Regions from separate parts of the Mus musculus genome. Here region 2 is linked to region 1. Evidence: chromatin contacts called from ENCODE Hi-C or POLR2A ChIA-PET data. All regions are on one chromosome and are shown on one strand. The core of a region is the stretch at or near the end of the contact, and the rest is flanking DNA. Distances in the headings are between cores, read along the strand shown.

Region 1 (3,251 bases), core at 305-2,804:
CTGAGTTCAAGACAGGCCTGGACCACACTGTGGGTTCCAGGCCAGTCTAGAGAGTGAGACACTGTCACAAAACAGCAAAGTGAAAGACTATTCAGATTAACAACCTCAAGGAAAAGATGGAGAAAGCAGGTCTAGTGGAAAGAGCAGAGCCACAGTTAAAGGAAATGGATGATACGACGACGTGAACACAGGTAAAGCTCGAGAGGACTGCTGGTGGCAGCAGTATCCTTGAGGGGCTAAGCACAGGAAGGAGGAAATGAAAACTAGAGGCACTAGAGACTGCAAGATGTAAGGGGGAAAAATGATTTAAAGGGACTGCAGGTTTTCCTAATGCTTGAGGAACAACAATAAGAAGAAAACAAAGAAACAACTTGGCCAAATCCACTTTTGAGGGATTATTTCTGGGATCCCTCTAATTTGCTGAATATGGGTGCTGAAGCGCGTTCCCTCCTCCTACTGCAATATGATAGGCATCTTTACTGCCCCATGAGTCCTTCTTTTTGCCTTGTCTAAAACGAAGTGCCTTACTCAAGTCGAGTCACTGTATTAGATATTTGAATTTTGAGTACAGAATCTCTGTATACTTAAGGATTCTCAAATACTAGCCAACCAACTACCCACTTCAAGCCATACCCGAAACAAGACAATAGCCACACGATAAAACAAGGTCAGTCCGTCTCTTAAGAAATAGTCTGGTTGAAATTGCATTCCATGGCTTCTGCTCCCTAAAGAATTCTAGAAATCAAGTCTTCCTAAAAGCACCTTGCGGCGCTACATACGCTCACGCCCCTTCCCCTCTATCCGTCTCCCGCCCCACTCATGGCTGGGTTCGTGAGCAGAATCCAATTTTCCATGGCCCACTGGATCTCCCGGGAGGTTCCGCACAAGCGGAGGCAGGAGGGGCTTCAGGGACACCAAGAGCCTTCGGCGGTCTGGGGTATCCCCACCTCATTTTGGTGCCCACCCCTCAGACTCTCCAGCTCCAGGAAACCCGAAAACCGACACTGTGGGGTCACTGCCCTTCCCGGATGTCTCTCGTCCCCGGAAGCAACCGGGCCCAGCAGCACCCCAGTTCCTTTTTCTCCCAAGGCCGATATGGGGTGCGGAGGTGATCTCGGCCGGTGTCCACGACCCCCGCACCCTCCCCGCCCCCCACGCCCGGGCCTGGCTTCCTGCCAAGTCCGCAGCAGCAGCGCAGGTTACCGGGAGTTGGAAGACGACGCTCGCTGCCGGGTGGGGCAGGCTGCTGGAGGCTCGCCGGCGGCGTCTGCATCTGAAGCGGCGGCGGCTCGGCGTCCGGGGGCCTGAGGCCCGGAGTGGGGCCGGGCAGAGGGGCGCAGCGTCGCCGCTTCGGGGAACCGGGGCTCAGCAGCGCCGCCTCGAACTCCATGGGCCGCTTCAGTGTCGCCCCGCACGCCATCCCGCGGAAGGGCCAGAGACCAGACGCAGACGCGGCAGCAAGGACTGCCCTGGATCCAACTCTTCAGCTACGGCTCCCAAGCCAAGCCGGCTCCAATGGCGCCTCCGGCACCCGGCAGCCGCGCTGGCCCCGCCTCCTGTGACGTCACGGGCGTGCGCCACCGCCCGGCAGAGGGGAAGAAGTCGGAAAAGGGCCGATCCGGGAGGCCCGCGAGCCTGGGCTCGGCCCATGGCGCCCCCTGCGGAAGAAGTAGGCCGGTCTGGGCGGAGAGCGTGGTCGCCTAGCAACACCCCCGCCCCCGCCCCTCCCAGGGCCCCCCCCTTCACGCTCTCTGCCGGAGTGGCCTGGGAGGTCTTTCGCACCTGCGCGGCAGGGGCCTCGGGGGCGGGGGATGGGAGAGACCCTGGGAGACCGGGGTTCCCTTGGCCGCGTGACCGATAAAAGAGGTGATTCTAAAGGGTTATCAAAGGATTTTGTCTTGAGTCCCAGGAAATCTTCACAAACATAACCGGGTTATCTAAGGATAGACTTTATTTAATCCACGAACCCTGTGCAATCATGGGCAAAATTGGAAGGGGAGGTGTGTTACAAATGAATGTATTTTGGGGATAGATGACCCGGCCATTAATCGGATCACTAAATGGATATGTGTTACGCAAAAAAGGATTAAAAGGAAAAAAAAAAAAACAAAAAACAATCCTACCAGAAAACTCACTGGCTTAAACTGTCTAACCAAGTGATACCAGGGTGTTAGGAACTTCCCCTGATAGCTGATTTGGCAGTTGGCTTCCTCATCCGACTTGGCAACTCAGACTGGTTCTTCCTCGGGTCAATCGAGATTCTCTGCCGTACTGTTGGCTGGAAAATGCTTTTGATATTCAGCAAATGAATAGAAAACAGGGAGGTTCTGCTTTAGGGAACTCTGGTTGTAATTTTCCTGGGGAGTAACTCCAGTGCTTTCAAATACATCAATAGAGTCATCAGAACAACACCTCCACATTCAAAGCCTTTCTGTAATTATTTGTATATTAGTGGCTGTGATTCCTGTAATCTGGCTTTAACATTATCTCTGTAACAGATTTTTCTAGAACAGTCCAAATTTTAGATACTCATTTCTAATTGCCAAGATGGCTGTCACAGTACTTCAACACACTTGGGGTTAGACAATAAAGGCATACTATCTCCAATCTTCCTCCTCCTTCTCCGCCTCTTCTTCCTTCTCCTCCTGTTCGTTTTGGTTGCTTTTCTCTGAGTCCTCTTCCGTTTCTACAAACTCTTTAAAGATCATAACATAGGTCATATACTTTCACATTTATTTCTGTAAAATATAAGACAGCACAGCATACCAAATTGCTGGTTTTCTGTTTGTTTTGCCATATTGGGATTCAAGCCTCCCTAGGCACATTACCCATGTTAAGTTTATTTTAGCACATTTATTGTCAATATAGATGTAACGTGGTTTAAACTAAAATCTAGAAATAAAACATTAGAGTTTTTTTTAAAAAAAAAAAACCTCACAATTATCTTGGTGGTAAATGACTGAATTTAAAATTCAGTTCTGAGCTTCTTGAAGGCTAAAGAAAAATGAAACCATAGTCATGATGAATAGGTGTTATCTGAATGGAACCAGTTCACCAGAGGACACAGACCATCATTTTGTGTATCACTTTAATTCCAAAGGTAGACTGTCATGACTTTATTAGGAAACAATGATGTAATAAAGCCTTTAAGACCGCTTGCATGGCTGTTTCTATGTTCAATAAAAGCCAAGGACATGAAAAGCCACTTCACGATGGTTATTTTTTAAGGGGACCTAAGAGCATCAAGTAAA
Region 2 (3,251 bases), core at 426-2,925, 38 kb after region 1:
GCAACTGCTTTACCTCTGAGCTCTATCTCCTAGCTCCTTTTTTCTTTTGAGACAAGCTCTTATTATTTAGTCAAGGTTTGCCTCAAAATTGTGATCCTCCTGCCTCTATATCCTAAGTGTTAGGATAATAGGTGTAAAGGACCCCAGACCTTAACACAACTGACTCCATGATGGAAGTGGCGGATGGGCCATAAAACTCAGCATGTAGCCAGCACCACTGGCCAAAAAAAAAAAAAAAAAAAAAAGAAGAAGATCTAGTCCATCAAAGTCCATAGCTGTGGACAGTCTCTAAATGTACAAACTTTTTTTTTTCTTCTGTAGTTCTACTTTTAGCTTAACTGCTCTTGTTAACAGAAGTATGTCAACCCAGGATATGGTTTTTTTGCGCTTAAAATTTCATCCCGAGAAAGGCTCATTGCTACACTGGGATCCCAAATACCCAGTGTAGTTGCTGGCCAGCTAATAAAGACTTTGCATTGGCTTAAACCCATGTCCAAGCATTCTTCTCTGGTGGATGCCTCACGACAATAGGCATGTGCCACCATATTCTACCTTCCTCTTCACAACATCTCTTACTCTGTGCCTTCCTTTATACACAGCCCTGGTCAGTTCTTTGGATTAGGCATTCATTATCCAGAGAATTTAATATCTTCCTCCAGCCTCTGGCATTTGCAGGCACATTACACACACACACACACACACACACACACACACACACACACACACACAGAGTCCATATACAGGTAAGCAGGTTCAAACCTGTACACATAAATGTCACTTGAAGTTGAGGGTCTAGTTCAGTGGTAGGGCAGTTGCCCATTGGTTCTATCCCCAGCACAGAAAATAAACACACTCTGAGTCTGACTTCATGTTTAAGCTCTCTCTGAGTCCTTCCATGTCTATAGTGTAAAGTCTGAATATTTCTCGGCAAGCCTTGTAAGGCCCTTCCTGGCATGATACTCCTTGCTCATAGTTCTGAACTTGAGTGGCTTGCTTATCCTCTATGCTATCTCCGAAATTTTTTTTCCCTAGAACTGTCCTACGCAGGGAAGTCCTCCCTGATCATGCTGCCAGGATCTTAGGCAAACCTTTAGTGGCAGACTTTATTCTTTGGCTTGCCAGTACAGGAGGGTAGGCACCAGGTTAACCTACTTTTCTGCTCTCAGGACCTGGCACACTTTGAATGGCTAATCAGAGACTGGCAAACCCATTGTACAGGGGCTAAGGTACATCCAGTTTGTGTGCAGAGCCTAGGAGCTTGTGACCAGGCTATCAAATTACTCAGTTGTTGTAAAGTACCAGGCCTGGGGCACACTAGAGTGTGATCCAGGACAATCCCATGGAAAGTAACTGAGACCTACCAGAGCAGACCTTTCCCAGAGGCCGACCTGAGAACCAACACAACACGTGGGACTCAGTCACATACAGGACGGCAGGACAAGGAGGAGCCATGAATAGCCCAGGAGAAGGAGCAGGGTGGCTGTCACAGGCTCCCTGGCACAGACCCAAGTAGGAGGAGGCCAGGACTCATTCATCCAGGGCCAACCCAGGGAAGACTGCCTAGCAGGCTGGCCCGGCTTAGGCCAGGCCACCAGGGGAGGGGATTTCCTCTGGCTCCCTCCTCCTTGGGAACCTGTCTGGACAATTTTAGTTCTGGGAGGGCGGGAGGAGAGCCTGGCAGGCTGCGGCTCGGGCCTCCAGGCAGCTCCGTTGGCTGCTTGAAGTGCAAGATCCGACTGCAGTGTGGGACCACTGTGCCTCGGCCTCCCCAGGTAAGGTGCAGGGGTGGATTGGGGGATGGGGGGAGGAAGGCGGTGGGAGGCCGAATGCTGAAGCAGGAAGCTGGTGGCAGAAATTCTAGGTAGCTCCCTAAACCTGCTGACCGTCAGCGAGGGGAAGGAAGATTAATGCTTCCAGAGTCAACCTTCCGGAAGAACCTAGAATGTCTGCTTCGGGTTCTGAAACTTTTCAAAGTTGGCAGCGCCCTGGAAGTGGAAGGAGAGCCGACCTGGGAGTTTAATCCTGCCACCTCGCTGCAAGGTTCAAGCAAGCACTGTTTCATTACTTTCTCCCCAGCATCCTCAGACTCCCAGGGCTTATTTTTATTTTTGTTTTGGGCGGGAGGAATGGTGGTGTATGTGTGTGTGCGTATGCGTGTGCGTGTGCGTGTGTGTGTGTGTGAGACATGTCAGCCACACCTATAACTGAACTGGTAATCGTCTGTATCACCATCTGAGCCAGAAACTACCTGGGCTTCCCCAGCCTCTACCTCCTCTGCCCTGGAGATTGGCAGGTAGAGGTTTCAGCTCTTCCAACACGGCAGCTCTGCTGTGACTTCCTCCTTCCTGCTATGGGCACCTAAGGGATTTACCTCAAGCAATCGGTCTTTTATTCTTGGCCATTTGTTTACTCATTAGTTGAGCACACACATCAGTTGTCTGAAGGGAGGAACATGTCCTTCCTGCTGTGAATAAAAAAGTTGAAATTTATCCACACGTATCTACAAGCTGACAGGCAGGCAGCGGGGCATGGCAGGAGTTACAAACCTGGACTGCTGACCCTTCATTTCCTCTTTACTTCCTGGACTTCAGCATCCTCATCTGTAAGGGCCTGGATTTGTTTGTTTGTTTGTTTTTTAAAGATAATAAGGAACTATGTGAATCCAGGGCAGGCTGGGTGGTCAGCTCACAGTGGGGCCTGGATAAACATCTGTGCTTTCTTCTTCTTTGCCCCTCCCTAACTGGCACCTTCCTTGCAGTAAGCTTGTAAAGATAGAGAAGACAAACCCTGGCCTTGACAGTGTCTAGGTGGCTTGTAAATTGAACTGAGTAGTGGAGGCAGGTGCTCTAGGGAGTGGGAGGCCAGAGATGTGAAGGAAGGAGACGGGCCTCTGGCTGGATGTACAAACCCTGGACCAGGGCTGGGACCAGACGGTGATGCCGTTTCTGACTTGAGATCTGTCAGAGACATTATTCTCCTTCCATACTTAAGAAGATTCTATTTTATTACTTCTTTTTGGAAGAGGGTCTCACTATGTTATCTGGGCTGGCAGAACTCACTGTGTAAACTAGACTAGCCTTGAACTTCCAGAGATCCTCCTGCCTCTGCCTTCCCAATATGCTATCACTCCCAGCCTTCCTTCCCCATTAAATATTTGTTGACAATTTTGAACATTAATGAAATATATTTTAGCCAGTTTCACACACCCTACCCCCCTTCCTCCCACTGGTATTCTTGTCAGTGAATGTCCC

What was found. A loop is a pair of places that touch in the nucleus more often than their neighbours do. ChIA-PET counts read pairs that join two places held with the same protein, here RNA polymerase II (POLR2A).
Region 2: a loop to region 1 is called in a map of heart, with 8 times the contacts of the local background. The contact joins the promoter of Rhbdl2 here to the promoter of Akirin1 in region 1. A Hi-C loop is called at or near these places in 2 of 37 maps with a recorded cell type or tissue (heart and left cerebral cortex). POLR2A ChIA-PET finds 5 or more read pairs at or near these places in 2 of 5 experiments (Patski and embryonic stem cell).

Annotation. Positions count from the first base shown.
Region 1 is chr4:123,748,745-123,751,995 of GRCm38, forward strand. Akirin1 (akirin 1) reads right to left here and starts at 1,555. Exons shown (of 5, transcript NM_023423.3): 1 at 1,204-1,555. The coding sequence starts at 1,420.
Region 2 is chr4:123,786,200-123,789,450 of GRCm38, forward strand. Rhbdl2 (rhomboid like 2) reads left to right here and starts at 1,676. Exons shown (of 8, transcript NM_183163.2): 1 at 1,676-1,772.